Regions from separate parts of the Homo sapiens genome. Here region 1 is linked to region 2. A link is an interaction called in ENCODE POLR2A ChIA-PET data of the cell type or tissue named here. Cell type or tissue: HepG2. All regions are shown on one strand. Each heading gives the region's core, and the rest is flanking DNA. Links, peaks and the distances in the headings are about the cores only.

Evidence for each region. ChIA-PET counts read pairs that join two places held together with the same protein. Peaks named below come from ENCODE experiments on the same cell type or tissue, not always from the same donor. Only the 100,000 strongest peaks of a DNase experiment are listed, where the experiment ranks them.
Region 1: POLR2A ChIA-PET joins it to region 2 with 5 read pairs; 4 of 35 experiments call an interaction of 5 or more read pairs at or near these places.

Annotation. Positions count from the first base shown.
Region 1 is chr22:32,581,734-32,590,377 of GRCh38, forward strand. The region is part of intron 7 of SYN3 (synapsin III); the gene reads right to left. It overlaps SYN3-AS1 (SYN3 antisense RNA 1), which reads left to right. Exons shown (of 4, transcript XR_001755503.2): 2 at 2,144-2,653; 3 at 3,766-3,913; 4 at 4,751-4,786. Among named protein-coding and RNA genes, the nearest start is that of SYN3-AS1, 11 kb to the left of the region's middle. In HepG2, for the core only: no CTCF peak of the experiment used is centred there; no DNase peak of the experiment used is centred there.
Region 2 is chr22:32,530,794-32,539,437 of GRCh38, forward strand. SYN3 (synapsin III) reads right to left here. Exons shown (of 14, transcript NM_003490.4): 9 at 7,243-7,317; 10 at 3,000-3,102. LOC124905103 (a long non-coding RNA gene) reads left to right here and starts at 1,058. Exons shown (of 3, transcript XR_007068067.1): 1 at 1,058-2,095. RefSeq lists enhancers at 898-1,535, 1,536-2,173. In HepG2, for the core only: no CTCF peak of the experiment used is centred there; DNase peaks (open chromatin) are centred at 3,216 and 3,798; H3K4me3 peaks cover 913 bases.

The sequences.
Region 1 (8,644 bases), core at 2,952-6,951, 52 kb after region 2:
CCCCAGATAATTGATTCTTTTTTTCTTTTTCTTTTTCTTTTCTTTTCTTTCTTTCTTTCTTTTTTTTTTTTTTTTTTTTTTGAGACAGAGTCTCACTCTGTGGCCCAGGTTGGAGTGCGGTGGTGTGATGACAGCTCACTGCAACCTCCGCTTCCTGAAGAATTGAAGCAATTCTTCTGCCTTGGTCTCCCAAGTAGCTGGGACTACAGGCGTGCACCACCAAACCCGGATAATTTTTATATTTTTAGTAGAGATGGGTTTTCACCATGTTGGCCAGGCTGGTCTTGAACTCCTGACCTTGTGATCCACCCATCTCGGCCTCCCAAAATGCTGGGATTATAGGCGTGAGCTACCACACCCGGCCTGAGAATTGATTGTTATAAAAGAATCTGGAAATCAGGCTTCCCTGGCTGGGGCTAAGTTGTGACTTCTCTTGCAGGATGGCCTCGAACTCCCAGCCTGGGCTTCTGACTCATGGTAATGCCTGGTCCCTTGGGCATCTGAGTTTGCATCCCTTGGTCAAAACCAGTGGTTATGCAGAACAGCCTGCAAATCACCTGTGCATTTTGTTAAAATGTAGATTCAGAGTTGGCAGGTCTGGAAACAGGTCTGCATTCTCCCTTTTTTTTTTTTTGAGACCGGGTCTCACTCTGTTGCCCAGGCTGGAGTGCAGTGGTGTGATCACAGCTCACTGCAGCCTCGACTTCCCAGGCTCTAGTGATCCCCCTACCTCAGCCTCCCAAGTAGCTGGGACCACAGGCACATGCTACCACAACCAGCTAATTTTTATTTATTTATTTATTTAATTTTTGTAGAGACGGGCTGGGGGTGGGGGTGGGTCTCACCATGCTGCTTAGGTTGGTCTTGAACTCCTAGACTCAAGTGATTCTCCCATCTCAGCCTCCTGAAAACTTCTGGGATTACAGGTGTGAGCCACTGTGCCCAGCCTATGTTCTGCATTTTTAAGGGGCTCCCAGGTGATACGGATGCTGCCAGTACTTCCATAGGGCACACTGAGCAGCAAGGCTACCGAAGAGCTCAGGACCGTCTGACTTCAGGGCCCATTGCCCAGATCATCTGAATCGGTGCCCTTGGCTGCTGATCCATTATCTGTTAGAGTGGCCAGGGGCCTCTAGGTCCTTCTCTTCAGCTGTTAGCAGCCTCCTCCATCGACCTGCTGAGTTGTATAGCTACCACTCTTTTCTAGGAGTGTCATGACGTGAACAAGGCTGAGCAGCATTCACTGGCCCATCACAGTGCCTCCTTTGTCTTCCAGCTTCACCCCTGGAGGACAGAGCTATTGGTATGGAGGTCTCCTGGGGGTGAAGACCAAGAGTCAAGCAAGAGATCAGGGTCTGCCGCTAGTGTCCTATTGATCTGGAGGCTTAATGGAGGCAGATGTTTGTATTTTAGAAAGCTGCTTCCCCTACCCCCAACACATGGACAGACACACACCCCAAAATGTAACAAACCCATTGTCTGCATCATCTGTGGTCTTCCTGGAAAACAAGCCTGCCATGGCCACCTGTCGGCAGTGATGCCAACTGCTCCCCGGTACAGCTATTTCCAAGATTCCAGAGATGTGGCTGGTTTCACTTCCAGGAAGCTTGCTGGAAGACTGCCCTGTGCCCCACGCCTCAGTAGGGCAGGGGGCCTCCCCTGGTTTTAGGATCATGCTTCTCCTGCCTGCTGATGGTAAGAATGGGCTGTGCCTGAGCGTTTTGGCTAGAGAAGCCCTCAGCAGACATATAGGCTGTGTTCCAAAAGGCCTGGCAGAACTCTCTGGAGTCTTACCTCCCCTGGCATGGATGCCAGAATCAGTGGGAAGAACGTGTGCGTGTGATATGCAGCCCTGTGCAAATCATTTCTCCTCTTTGATCTCTGCTTATCTCATCTGTAAAATGAGTATCATTGAAACGGTCCTCACAGGGATAACAAAAATTACATCCTGGGTCCTGTGCAGAAATATAGTTCTATTAAGCACTAATCAGGCCACACTTTGGCCCACTTCCTTGTAACTGAGAGTCAGGTAGCACTAGATACTGACCATCTGCATCCTCATTGTTCCTATACCTAGGATTTCTAACCTTAGAATCATAGGTTTTTGTTTACGAATTGATTTATATCCCCATTGTTCCTATAGCTACGATCAGTGACCATGGACTCATAAGGCTTTTGTTTAAGAATTGCCTAAGATGTTCTTCAGATCCTGAATTCCAGCAGGAAAGCTAATGCCAACCAGTTTGAAAACAACCACAGAGGAATCGAATCAGCACGAGAATGCAGTTTCTTCATTTCCCTGTCCCATGACTTTACTCTGCACTCTTTGACCAATCAATAATCCTGGACCTTGGCCCACTTCAAACCCCTTGAAATCTCTAGCTCCAACTCCCTGGAGGGGTGGATTTGAGGTTTCCTCCTGTTTCCTTGTTTGGCTGCCGTATGATTATTAAACTCTTTCTTTGCTGCAATCCCTGTTGCCTTGGTTTATTGACTTACTGTGCATCGGGCAAACAAACCTATTATGATGACATCATGACGCAATATCCACCTCAAAGGACTGCTGGGAGCCTCAAAAATTTACAAATTTGTGAATTGTATGTGACTGTCTGATGCCGGGGAGCAGCAAGGAGCTTTTGGTGATTGGAGTGCGGTAAATTATAATGTTCCCCACCCCACCGGGTGATGTGTGCCCCACTTCTGTCTGAGGGTCTCTTAAGGGGAAGAATTCTCTGGCCTTTGTTAGATGCAGTGTCAGGATGGCTCAACAGACATGACCAGGAAAACAGAGAAAAGAAAAAAGGAAATCTTATTGCTTTTCAATGTCTGTCAGTTAAAAAAAATTGATATTCTTTGTTTTTCATGGAGGGGTCCTCTGCATCAGTGCTCATAAGAACAGACAATTTATTTCTTCCAAATGAGTCTGTTCCTGGGCCTCTGTCCCTCTTGACAAAATGGGGCTTATAGATGGTGTACACTGTCTTTAAAACACAGTGCCAGAGGGTGGTATTCTTTCTTTCTTTTTGTTTAAATCATTCTTTTGAAATGAATGTTCTTGGTTTTGGCTTCAGGCCTGGTGTGAGATCAGTTGACCAAAACACAAGAGCAGTTCATATGCAAAAGGTCAGTGCTGGTCTCAAAGGTACTGACATGTTTCTTGGGTGGGGCCTTGTGAAATTCTTTATAAATAAACTCTCTAATTAAGTTGGCTCCTTGCCTTGTACTGGGAAGAGATGATTACACCAGGGTGTTCCTGAGGGTCCCTGGCAGCAAGCAGAACAGGGCTGTCAATCTCAGTCCAAATTCTGCTTCACCACTTACCTGTGACCTTGGGCAGAATGACTCTTGGCACCTCTATAAAACAGGGATCAGAAATACCTCTGAAATACCTCTGAAGGTTAGAGGAGATGCACAAGGCACTCATCGTGGTGTACGGGCACTTGGGAATTGTTACTATCCTCCTTCTCTTTCCTTATTCATCCATGTAATCTGCTCTGAGCTATCCCAGAGAAGCAGAGGCCCAGGGAAGTTAAGAAATTTGCTGAAGGTCACAATGCTGGCAAACAGTTGAGCCAAGCTCAGAACCCCAGCATCAGTTGGTTTTCCCCAGCGCCAGTCTAAGCCCAAAGCCCATACTCTCTTTTGCTTATCTCCCCATCTCCTATTTCTATGAAGCTTTAGACTTTCTAATGCACTTTTATTCACTAGCTCTCCCAAGTGATTGGGTGAGGAAAATCATGAAATAAGGGAAAATTGCATTTACAGGTTTAAGTGACTGGCACTGGTGGTTACTGCTGGCCCCAGGGAGTGTGAGGCTAGCAGGATGACCCAGATTTCCCAAACCAGGCCAGGGCTCTTTCCAGTGAACCAAGGATGATGTGAAGATGCAGGAGGTGGCAGAGGAAGATCTCAGGTAGAGGTCTTAGCTTTAAGTTCTTGTAAGAAAAATGACTTCATGATCTAGATGGTCCTGCCTTCAACAGGTGAACATTGGGTTACACAGAGAAGCAGGATGACTGTTTCAGTTAGCTCTGCTTACGCCTAGAATCACAGCATTTTAGCTTTCAAAGGCAGGAAGCAAATTTAAGGACTCTTTACAAGATGGGCATGTGTGTCTTTTATATGTATATATACGTATATAGACATATATACGTATATATACGTATATATGTGTATGTATACATATATGTGTATATACGTATATGTGTATGTATACATATATGTGTATATACGTATATATGTATATATGTATGTATACGTATATATGTATGTATGTATACGTATATATGTATGTATGTATATATGTATATGTATATATGTGTATATGTATATATGTATACATGTATACATGTATATATGTATATATGTATACATGTATATGTATATATGTATATGTATGTATATACATATACACATATACACACAAACACATGCACACACATGCAAATATACACATGCAGTTGATTCTCATTATTAATGCTAGTTATGCCTTATAAAGTTGCAGTGAACACTGAATAAGTGAATACTGACCCATTGCTCCTAGGAGAAATACAGAGTTAAGTTCCTTTAAGCCTCTGGTCACAATATTTTCATCCAGTGATTAATATATAAACTTGTGTTATGTGTGTTTCTGCTGAAAGACATTTTAATATATATTGTTGATTCATTGACATTAAACTCAATGCCAATGGTACTGTATAACTCATGCCTAAATGAAACTTATCTAACACATCTATTTTTTTCCATAAAGAATATCACTTAGGAAGACTAGACAGCACTTCAGCACTACACTTCGAGGGCATTTTAAACAGTGAAATCATCAACAAAAAGCACAAAAATGCATAAGTGTGGCACCAAATAGACTGCAAGAAGGACACTTGTTTACGGTTTGAGAGCTGAAACCAGGAGACAGAGTGTTATCTTATTTGACTCAAATTTTTCACCACTCTGAGCAGGTCCGTGAATGGCCACAAAACTGCTGCGAGATTTCATTTTGGGGCTACAAAGGAATTTTTGCAAGTAGATGAATTGGCAAACATGGAGTCTGTGAATGATGAGGATGGACTGTGTATGTTGCATTTGTGGAGAGGACAACTTCATTGCAGAGGATGTGTAAAGGGAGCACAGTGCCTAAAGTCTTCATTAAGGTGTAGGGGACTGATGTATCCCCTCCCGAGGGCCCACTGTGCTCAAGAGAAGCAGAGAATACGCCGGGAGCGGTGGCTCACGCCTGTAATCCCAGCACTTTGGGAGGCTGAGGCAGGTGGATCACGAGGTCAGGAGATTAAGACCATTCTGGCCAACATGGTGAAACCCCATCTCTACTAAAAATACAAAAATTAGCTGGGCATGGTGGCCTGCGTCTGTAGTCCCAGCTACTCAGGAGGCTGAGGCAGGAGAATCGCTTGAACCTGGGAGGCAGAGGTTGCAGTGAGCCGAGATCACACCACTGCACTCCAGCCTGGGTGACAGAGCAAAGCTCTTATCTCAAAAAAAAAAAAAAAAAAAAAGAGAGAGAGAAGCAGAGAATAAAGGAGGCCAGTGGCCATCAAAAGGGAGTGGCAGGTAGGTGAGAGAGGACATAGGGAGGGAGGTGGGATTGAGAGGGAGGGCAGTGGGTGTTGGGGGGGAGGGTCCCTCACGGTTTAGCTGGGTCCCAGAACTCCCTCCCCCTGAACACCTCGTGGGTGGGTGCCTCTTCTCTGCTCACTTTTGGCTGGACTTCTGCTGATCTGTGAAACACAGAGAGACTCTCCTCTCTGGCTGTCTCCCAGTTGCGGGGAACCTTTTGATTTCTTAACTATTCCCCTGGGATCCATTCCTCTATTTGCTCATTTTCTAATACTCCCTCTTCATCACCGTGTTACTGGGCCACTGACTCCCACTCCAAAGGCCGACCAGGCCCGGAAAGCTCATAAAGTGAGTCAGCCTAAGAGAAGGGATCCGAGTCCAGGTCACTTGGAGCTGATGACGGCAGCGAACCTGGCTAAGCCAGCGTGTGCAAGATGCTGGCGCTGCTGGAAACATCGCCTGGAGGAGCGGCCCTCTCATCACCCGGAACAGACAGGGGTGTCTGCAGAGGTTTCCCAACCTGTCATCATTACTCTAGGGTCTTCTTAGAAGGACAACAAACCCTGTACCTGCATGGCGGAGTGTTAGGATATCTGGTACCATGTCACTCCCCTGAGCTCAGCCAGACTGCCTGAGGGTTGTGCCCCACTCCACCATTTACTGCTTGTGCCTCAGTTTCCTGATCTGTAAAATGGAAGTTCTAATAGTATCCACCTCATAGGGTTGTTATGAGGACTGCACTACATATATACATATAGCACTGAGAACAGTGCCTGCACAGAGTAAGCTCTACAGAACACTGGCTTTTATTATTGTGATTATTATTGCTCGTATTATTACTACTCTTCTCATCTCTAAAGAATGGAATGGGGCTGAACGATTTCAAAGGCCTTTCTTTCCCTTCCTGTTCTGTTACTGGAGATGCTCCCTTGCTGTGTGGCCTTGGGCAAGGCCCTTGTCCTCTCTGGGCCGCAAGTTCTTATCTTCTAAGTGAGGTGCTGGGAGTCAAGCCCTGAGAGCCTGAATCTATGAAATAAGGATAAGATGACTCCTAGAGTGGGGTTCATTTGTGACTGCAGCCTCTCCTGGGGATGCTGAATTTCCTTATTTTAAGAATTTACTCAGAATTTAATCCAATTCCTCTCCCCTTTTTGTCTATTGTAACTGCTTATTTCATCTCAGCTGAGATAAATGGTTAAGTAATCAACATAACAGGGTATATTTGTAGTGTGTTTTTAAAGCTCCCATTCACTGAACCAACCACCTTCCTAAGCCTGGATTAATTTATTCTATCATCATTACAACCCTGGGAGGGAGATTATTGTCCCTGTGTTAGAGATGAGGAAATTGAAGCACAGAGAAAAGTTAAGCAACTTGCCCAAGGACACACAAACAGTAAATAGTAAATCCAGATTTAAACCAGGAACCTTGACTCCAGATTCTGTAAGCTTTACCCTGACACTATACCAGCGGTTGGCCTTGAGCTTAATTTCTAATTCTACGATGGAAACGCTGAGGTGGGAGGCAGGTCTTTACTCCAGACCAGACTGATGACTGGCTGAACCAGGGAAGAGGCAAAAGCACCTCTCCATAAGACATGCTCACCAGTACATGCCAGTTTACCCTTGCCAGTAACTCAGAAGTTACTGCCTCTTTCCATGGCATTGACAGATCCACCCCTTTTCTAGAAATTTCTGAATAGCCCGCCTCTTAATTTGCATGTAATTAAAATGGGTATAAATATGACTGAAACACTGCCCCGAGCTCCTATTCTCAACACACTGCCTGTGGGGTAGCCCTGCTCTGCAGGAGGAGTCACGGAGCTGTAACACTGCTGACTCAATAAAGCTGTTTTCTCCTACCACTGGTTTGCTCTCTTGCTCTTGAATTCTTTCCCGAACAAAGCCAAGAACCTTCCCAGGCTAAGTCCCAGTTGTGGGGCTTGCCTGCTCTGCATCAACATGATATTGAGCAATTCCTTCCAATGGACTGCTCATAACATTGGTTAATACCACAGAATCTCATCATTGGAGGATAATGTAAGGGTCACCTCCATGGTGTCTTAATTGGGCTGGTCAGGCGACTAATGAGAAGCTGAAGGAAGTTATGGACCCCTTTCCCCCAAAATGCTCATGTCACATCCACACATAAACACACATGCAAGTTTGTCTCTATTTCAGGGGGTGCAAATATCTCAGGCTAAGAACCTCACATAATACTTAATCTCTTGAAACTCTCAATAAGTTTCCTAACTCTCTCATCTTTGCTCCAACTGTCCAGTGATGAGAACCTCTTACCTAAGGGGGCAGTCCAGTAAGATGTGCCTCTGATTGTTAGAAAGTTGCTCTTTCCACAGGACTGATAACACTGATTGGGTCCCAACTATGCCCACTAGATGTTATGTAGAATCGGTCTAATCTATCTTCCCATGATAATCCTCCATGTTTCTGAAGATGTTGTTGGTCACACTCTCTCTAGTTCTTCTGGGGTATATGCCTCATCCATCCACTACTTGGTTCATTCTTCCATACATTAATTTGTCACTATCCCTTTCAAACACCCAAAATTGGTGCAGCCCAGAACACCAGAATCTTCTGGCTGTGGACTGGCTAGCTAGGTGCAGGGCTCTTGTTTTTGTTCTGGGTATCATCTTTCCATTCATAGATCCTAAGAGTGAATTACATTTTTAAAATCTTATTTTGAAATATAGCACAACTATGAAGAAGGGCAAAAACAAAAAACAACAACTCAATGAACTATCACAAAGCAAATACCCACATAACCACCCCCTAAATCAAGAACTAGAACTTTGCCCACTTCTGCCTCATCTCCATGACTATCCCTTCCGTCCTCTCCGAAGATAACTTCTATTCTGACTTTTATGGTGATAATCTCTTGCTTTTCTTAGAAGTTCTATCACCTAAATATGTATATGAGTTAATGCTATAGTTAAGTTTTCCTGGTTTTTAAATTTTATATAAATGGAACTATAGAAATAGGCAATCTTTTGTTTCTGACTTATTTCACTAAATGGTGTGTTTGTGAGATTCATTCAAGTTGCTATATGTAGTTG
Region 2 (8,644 bases), core at 1,903-5,902:
GGAGATTGAGACCATCCTGGCCAACACGGTGAAACCCCGTCTCTACTAAAAATACAAAAAAAATTAGCCGGGCGTGGTGGCAGGTGCCTGTAATCCCAGCTACTCGGGAGGCTGAGGCAGGAGAATCGCTTGAACCTGGGAGTGTCGGAGGTTGCAGTGAGCCAAGTTGCTCTATTTGTAAGAAGAGCAGAAGGGGAAACTAGGATCCCTCAGGCTCCTCCCCATAGAAGCACTTTGAGAATAGCCCAGCTCCCTGTGGAACGCGTTTCCCTCCCGCCTGGGTTTTGCCAGGGCCCCGGAAAACAGGCCTTTCCTCTTCCCTCTTTCCCCTGGCGACAGAATGAGACCCCGTCTCAAAAAAAAAAAAAAAAAAAAAAAAAAAAAAGAATGTGAGTACTGCTTCTAGCAGGGTCCTGAGCTCTGCGCAGGTCGTACCTGGGACTGAGGCCTCCTGGATCCCAGCGCCCCAGACAGGGACAGTCTCTCAGTCACCACTGGCTGAGCTCTGACTGTGGAGTCTGCCGCGAAGGTACACAGGCTTGCTGCACCCTGCCTGTCCTCTCTCCCCCTGCCCCTGCCAACCCCATTTTATTCTGGTCTCTGTTTCCTACATTCCCTGCAGTGGAAAACAGCCACCGCAAGGAACCTGAGGTTCATTTTGGAATCCCCACGGTAGAGACAGCCAAAGGAAGTGGCCACCCTCGTCTCCCCAGGGAAACATTTTTCCAGTGAGCAATGTCATTCCCCGGACAAGGTCAGAGAGGACAAGTTCAAGGGTCTTTTCCCCTGAGTATTTCACTGTGAGCCTCTTCACAAAACATTTCACACACATTTTCAGTTCTCACCACAGAGATGGCTGAAGAAACCAGTGTTTTGGGATCTCTTCTGCCTTTTTTTTTTTCCCTTACTGGGGGAAAATACCTTTTATATTTCTGGTAACAAGCTTCCCATCTCCCCTGACCCCACTCCAAACTCAAAAGCAAAGGAAACAACTCTGCAATGTTTCTGCGAGGAAAAAAAAAATCTGAAAAGCTATCTTTCATTTTTCCCCTGGAACATTCTTGGGAGACGTTGTTTTCTTATTTTTTGAAGTCCGAGCCCACTACTTTTACTTTTTTTTTTTTTTTTTTAATGTGAAAGGTCTTTCATCCCCAACCCTCTGAATGGCTAAAGGCAGGAAGCCTGAGCCCATGAACACAGATTTTTTTTTTTTTCCCTAAGACTGAAAGCTGAGACCCGGAGAGGTAGGGGCTCACAGGGGACAGAGAGACTGCTGGTGCAAGGGAGGAGCTGGCCTTTGGGGGTCAGGGCAGTCCGGGAGCTCTAGGAGACAGGGCCCCTGCTCTTGTGTTTGCAGTTGTACTGTGTCCACCTGGCTTGGGGGCTGGCTCCTGGAGCAGCGGCTCAGTGAATAAACAAATGAGTGCGTGTGTGCCAAATCTGGGTTCATGTCTGGTGGTCCCCGTGAGGGGATGCAGAGGCAGGAGGACCTGGTGGGGTCTCAGGAGCTGCCGTGCTGGGGGTTCCTGCCCCACCTCTGGGCTGAAGCTCCCAGAAGGCGAGGGACCGGCTCCTCCAGGGAGCAACTGTACAGGTCAAGGAGTCTGTTCCCAGCCCCTTCCATGGCTCCTCCAAGTAGGGGCTACTTGGGGAACTTCAGGTGTGGTGGCGGCCAGAGGGAAGGCGTTTCCGGGCCTTGAGAGGAGAGCTGTTCTCCAGAGTGGGACTAGGTCTGCTAATGCAGATGCAGCTCTTCCTGCAGGAGCTTCCTGGCCTCTCTGGGGAGGAGAGAGGGGCTGTGTTCATCCTGGACTCCCTCCTCCTACCTCCAAGGCCTGGGTGTGAACACCCTCCTGGCATGACTGGGCTCCCACCCACTGAGTCACCTGGTCCTGCTTGGCCGTGGGCCCCTGGGGAGCGAGGCAGACATGAGAGACGGGAGGACCGGCTGGCTCCTGTGGTCACCCCAGCCATGTGCTTCCCATTAGCCGCCCACACCCCGGGGAGGGGACGGCCGCAGGGCTCTCCCTCACGTGTCCTGGCCTTGTGTCAGCACCGCCCATGGAAGGAGGGGGCTGGACGCGGCACTGGAGCTGTGAGTGTGGAGATGGGAAGTTATGGCGGACTCTGAGGCCAGAGGGGCCTTTTCAGGGGAAAGCAGTGGAGAGCCATGGGACATGGAGTGGGGGGGCAGGGAAGAAGAGTTGGGGAGGGGACGGGAGGGCTGTGGGACCGTGAGAGACACTGGGAAGACATGGAGGAGAGGTGGGGGTTAGTGGGATACGGGGAAACAGAGAGAGGAAGCGGCGGGGATGGGAGGACTATAGGATTGGGAGAGGCATGGGCTGCTGGAGGGTCTTGAGAGAGATTCCGGGACCCACAGCCCCTCTGTGAGCCCTCTGTTACCATTCTGTTTCCCTACATCTTTCCCTCTATTCATGCCCCTGTACCATTCCATCCCCCTTCCAAATCCTCAATGCTCTGCCACTGTTTCTCACCCTCTCCCCTGCCAGCCTGCACACCCCATGTCTATTATGTCCACGGCTGTATCCCCAGAGCCACACCCATGCTTAGCCCATGGGAGCCCCCTAAGGCCATGTTTGTTGAATGAACAAATGATGGACTGTCTGCATGGTGACCAAGGAAGGTGCCCATTTCACATGCTTGGACACTGGGGAAATGGAAGGGGCCCCATGGGACAGTATCTTGTTGACCCTTGACCAGATGCCCTTTCCTTCCCTTAGGCCTGTGGGTTGGGGATGTTGTTCAACCTCGGGCCCTGAGGTCTCCCGACTCAGTTCCAAGTCCCCAGGCATGAAGCCTTTCGATGCCTCTGAGGGTGGGAAGGAGCCTCCAGAAGCAACTCACTGAGGCCTGGGTTGCGTGTGCCCTGGAGCCAGGACACAGCTGATGGTGCCAAAGACCATGCAGGGATTCCCTCCCCCTGGCACGCCTGCCAGGCTGGACCAGCCAGGAGGACTCCCTGCTTCATCCCTCACCTCGATGATGTAATCTCTGCCATCCTTGCTGTGGACAGCCTTGACGGCACAGATGTCCAGGCCGCCAAACATTTCCGAGCAGCTGTCCACCCACAGCCTGTACCTGCAGGGACAGATGGACAGACAGTGAAGTGGCCTGGGAAAGTGGGGAAGCGGGTAGAGGGAGAGAAGTGGATTCACATGGAAAAACAGGCAGGGAGGGACAGTGACTCACACATCCAGACGGCGATGGAGAGAGACAGAGAAGCAGCAAGAGAGACAGAAAGACGGAGAGAGAGTTGGAGTCCAACACGCAGAGACAGAGAGGCAGGGAGAGAGGCAGGGACACACATGACAGTGAGAGAGAGACCCAGAGAAAGAACACGAGAGAGCCAGGAAGGAGGGGAGAGAGGCAGGGAGAGAAGGAACCAGAGTTGGGAGAGGTCTCCCCCGACCCCAGGACTTGCTGGCTCTGCAGTAATGGGGAGCTTGCCCTGTCCCCATCCGGAGTCATCCTGGACACCCAGCCACCCCTGTGTCCCTTTTCCCTTGGGAAAGCTGCTCCAAGGGCTCCAGAAGTCCCTCCAGGCTGCCCTTCCAGTCCCAGCCCTGGCCGGACAAGAGGCTGTGGAGGACAAAGGGTGCATTTTTCCCAGGGCCCGGGGCGGGTGGGCTGGGGAGACTGGCAGGCTGCTTCTGCCTCGCCCAGGGGGCCTGGCCCTCTAGACCCACTGCTTTTGTTCCCTTTCCAGCCACTTGATGTCTGCAAGGCCAGTTTGCTTTGCTGGGGACAGATCTCAGCACTGGACTCTGACCCTGCAACAAGGGGGTGGTTGTATGTGAAGAAACTGTTCCAGCTTTGCACTTAGCTTCCCCTGTGGGCTGGATTTGGGAGTCACAGGGGACTCTGTGTCAATGTTCTTGCTTCTCACTCTCCAGGGTCACACGGGGCACGCCTACTCTCACATCGCTTTGCGTCTCTGAGCCACAAGTGCTGGGATGAGGAGGGACTGTGACTGGAATGCTCTTAGAATGGAGTCTCATCTCATCCACCAAAGCCTACTGAGGCCCAGAGAGGGAGGGTGGCTGGTCCAGATCACACAGTAAGGTGTAAGAACACCAGGATTCCCTCGATCTCCTTGACTCCCAGTCCAGTTTTCTCATTCAGCTGTAGCACGGAGCATGTGAGATCATCAAATAAAAAGAAGGATGGAGACTCACACCCATGGAGCTCCTGGTATGTTCCAGGCATTCTGGGCCCGGGGGCTGACTCCTCATTCCCTCGAATCCCAGCACAACTCTATGAGGAAGGTTTTAACCCATCTTACTGATGGAGGAACAGGCTCAGAGCGATGATTAAGTGACTGTACCGCTTCCAAATCCAGATCCTGTCTGATTCCAGCTTCCAAGCAAGCCACCCTTCCTCTCATTCTGAAGGTGCCCCAGCCCATCCATTCTCACTCAGCATGGGAGACCAGGGACCTACATTCTTGCTATTAATTCCTTAATAATTTTGGAAAAGCCTCTCCCTCTTATCATAAAATGGGAAAGCCTAGATCTGATTCTGGTTGTACATCAGAATCACCAGGAGAGTTAAACGCACAAACAGCCAGACTTGGGGCTCCACCCTATGTTAGAGTAATTTCTATAATTTTTTAAAGCTTTTCATGTGATTCTGATACGTGGCCACGTTTGGGGACAACCTTGGGTCCTTGGAGCTCGAAGAATCCTCTGGGCTCTCTGATCAGGGTCCTCGTTTTTGGCCCCAGTGGCTGACTTGTGGGTGCCACACACAGGGTGAGCTCTGCCCTGAGACACACTCATAAATCAGGTTTCTTCTCAATGGAACGTGGAAATTTGAGCTGAGGTCCAGAGGCAGCTGTTTCCAGAGGCTGTTTTGAAAGGATGAACCTTGGGGTCCCCTGCTGGCTACGCCCCATAGGGCACAGGCATCCCAGGGTCTAGGAAGGGGCTGCAGGCGTACAGCAGCGTGAGAGTGCTTGGAGAATCGGGGGGGGGGCCCTGCTCCCCTCCTGCCAGGTGGGACTAGCACTGACCAAGCGACATCATTGGTTTTGCCCAGGAGTCAGGCCACCTGGCAAGCAGGCGAGCCAGTGGAGGGCGGGGTCAGGCCCTGTGTATGAGTCCCTGTATGGATTTTGCTCCTGTGGGGATAGGACTGGGGATCTCTCCAGCCCAGACCCTGGAGTTCTGCCTGTGATTGGAAAAGGGAAAGTGGATTCCAGGCCTGGGCAGGCCCACTCCCACGTTAGGTTCCTCCAGGGATGGCCCATGCAGCCTGGGACTTGGCAGAGCCAGGGATAGGTGGCCTGCTGGGGACATCTGTGAGTGGCTCAGGAGGCACTGGGGAAGGCTGGGCTCACATTCCGGAAGGGCCATAGAGAAGATGGCCACGACTGTCCCGTGAACACCTGTTGGGGGAAGGAGGTGACTGCCTCAGCCACATGATTCAGTCGTGCCAGGTCATGAGCGCAGCCTCCAAGAGACTCATTAGCACAGGTGGGTTCCCAGGTTGAAGGTGGCAGCTGCCCCCTGGGGTTGATGGGAAGGACAGGTGTTCCTCCCTGCCAGGGGCTGGTTCTGGATTAGGTGCAGCCCTCTCTCATTCAGTCCTCACACCTGCACTCTGACTTGGGTATTACTACTGCTTTCGTTTTGCAGTTGAAGAAGCTCAGAAAGCATGAGCATGCCTAAGGTCACACTCAGTCTTTGTTGCTGTAGGGGATGCTCCCACTCCAGTCTCCAGGGGTGCAGACCTGACATAGGCCTCCAATCACAGCGTTGCAGTGTCTTGGGCCATAGTGATTGGTTCAGGGATGGTCATGTGACCTAAGCCAGGCCAACCAGTACATATGGCTCAGTTCTAGGCTTTGGTTGAAATGACTGGGAAACAGAAGTTTTCCTTCTTTTGAACCTGACACTGTGAGGATGAAAGCCTGGAGCCACTGTGTGCCACCATGAAATGAAAGAGCCTGCCTGGATGAAGCCAACACACAAAGAAGCTGAACTTGGGTGGGCAGAGGAGGAGCCTTAAGGCCTTACCTGACACTGTATATCTGGAGTCGTCAGTGACATGAGCCAGTAAATCCCCCTTTCTGCGCAAACCAATTTGGTTTGTGTGGTAGCCCTTGCAACCGATACAGAGTTCTTAGAGGGAAGGATTGGATTTTTTCATCCTTTAGCGCTCAGCACAACATGGCCTGCAGTAGGTACTCAATAGGTGTTTACTGAACAGAGCTTTTTGAGTTCACAGCCCATGCTCTGTCCATTGCTATTGTGTGGCTGCTAGCAGAGGTCACAGGGCATGCAGGCAAGAAGGTATGTATGTGGCAGGCCCTGAGACCAGCTGACTTGGCCCTTCGACCCTTCCCCCCCTTTTTTTTTTAAACAGAGTTTTGCTCTTTTTGCCCAGGCTGGAGTTCAATGGCACGATCTCAGCTCACCGCAACCTCCGCCTCCTGGGTTCAAGTGATTCTCCTGCCTCAGCCTCCCGAGTAGCTGGGATTACAGGCACCCACCACCATGCTTGGCTAATTTTGTATCTGTAGTAGAGATGGGGTTTCACCATGTTGGCCAGGCTGGTCTTGAACTCCTGGCCTCAGGTGATCTGCCCGCCTCGGCCTCCCAAAATGCTGGGATTACAGGTGTGAGCCACCGCACCCGGCCGGCACTTCCTTAAGTGGGGCTGGCACACAGTGTCTAAAGGGAGAAAGACCGAAAAACCCTTCAGCCAGAGAGCATCCCTAAAACATGCATGATTCATGGGACGTCAACCTTTCCCTATTCATATTGAGATGGAAGGACGCTTGAGAGAGAAGTGGACTCTCCAATATGCCTGGTCTCCTAATAATGCTTCCTTGCAGCTGTCAGAGCACAGGAGGGACTGGCCAGGGCTTCCTGACCTCTTCCTATAGCAGCTGGTCAGGGCTGGAAAGACCTCGGACTTGGAGTCATGACATCAGGGTTCTACTCTCAGCTCTGTCATCAACTAGCTCTGTGATCCTAGACAAATCACTTCCCCTCTCTGAGTTTTCTTCTCCCATCTGTAAAATGGGGTTATTTTAATACCTGCCCTGTAGGTTGCTGTGGGCAGTGAAGATGATCATGTCTAAAAAAGTGCTCTGTGGATGGTGAGGCACTGGACGGAGGGCGGAGTGGCCTTCTCTTCAGGGCCTTTTGTTGCATTCCCCCTTCAGCTCCTACTATGGCCAGTGCCTCTCCCTACACCTCCTTTGTCTCTTACCTCTCTGTCATGGCCACCTGCTCCAGCATGGCAGAGCCTGTGTTGGCCTTCCAGTTCCCAGAGATGGAGGTTCTCCTGTACCAGAACAAACAACACATTGAGGGAATTAGGGACCCTCGTCACTGATCTGCTTTCCTTCTTTGCTTTGGCTGTTAGGAGGCTCTGATTCAAATAACTGGCTCACGTAATGGCATGTATTCTTACGTACACACCTTGTCTTCAACTATATTTTCCTATGTTTATTTCCCTTCATGCTGTTTGCCTTTTTTATTTGTTGGATCCTAGGTATTGTTTTCTAAGTCATCTTTGAAATTGAAAGATTAAATTAAAAAATGCCTACATCATCTGATGAAATCCCCCAAACTTTGGCCTGTTTTTGAGGAGAATGAGGGCAGTGTGTATAGCCCCTGGTGATTCTGGAATCTTTTGAGGGCCCCAAAATGTTAGAAAAGTGATCCTTAGAGAGAAGTGACTACTTTTCTCTGGTGAAGATTAGGAAGGCCTTCTGGTCTCTGACTGTCTTGCCATCCTTCTCTGTTTCCTTGCCCTTTCTGCTCCAGTAACAACCGACCTCCCTTCCGGTGCTCCACTGCCCATGGCTCTTTCCCAATGTCATGGCCTCTGCAGGTCTTCTTCCCTTTACTCCGTACAGTCTTTGTCTCCATCTTTGCCTCCCTAAGTCCTGCTCATCCTTCAGGTTTCATCTGACATACGACTTCCTGACAGCCCACCTTTACACAGCAAAAATAGACTGCCCGGTACTACGCCCTACACTAATGCTCAGTAATGCTCATCTCCCTTCTGATGACTGCATTAGTGTCCTCTCTTCTCTGATGGAGGAGAATCCTGACGGTAGGGGACATGTTTAACTTCATCCCCTGTATACCCAGTATCCAGTGGGATCCGGCAGGTAGTAGGTGCCCAGTAGGCACCTACTGGGTGAGGAACTGTGTACACTGGGGGAGAATCCAGACAAGCTATCTATCACTAATGATGCATCTGGCCTCGGCAAAGACTGAACGAGTTTAAGCATAGTGGTGGAGGTAAAGCTATTTGTCTTACGGTCAAGGGAAGCTATGTCATTGAGATCAAAGGGTGAACTGGTGAGAGGAATTGACACAAAAATGTATCATTGTAAGAGAAAATTGAAGTAAAAATGCTGAGAATAGATGACCACCAGGAGCCATAAGGCACTGCACCGTAGTTGGCAAGGTTGTTTCCCATGGAGCTACAGGTGAACCATTCTGAGACTGGGCACATACACTGAGATGGAACCAAAAAAGTGGAATAGATGGTGGATGGGGGAGCTGGATTTTTCTCTGTTGGAGTGGGAAGTTATAGATTAGCAATCAGGAAAGGCTAAAATGAACGAAGTGGTACCAGATGAAAGTCAGGGACATCC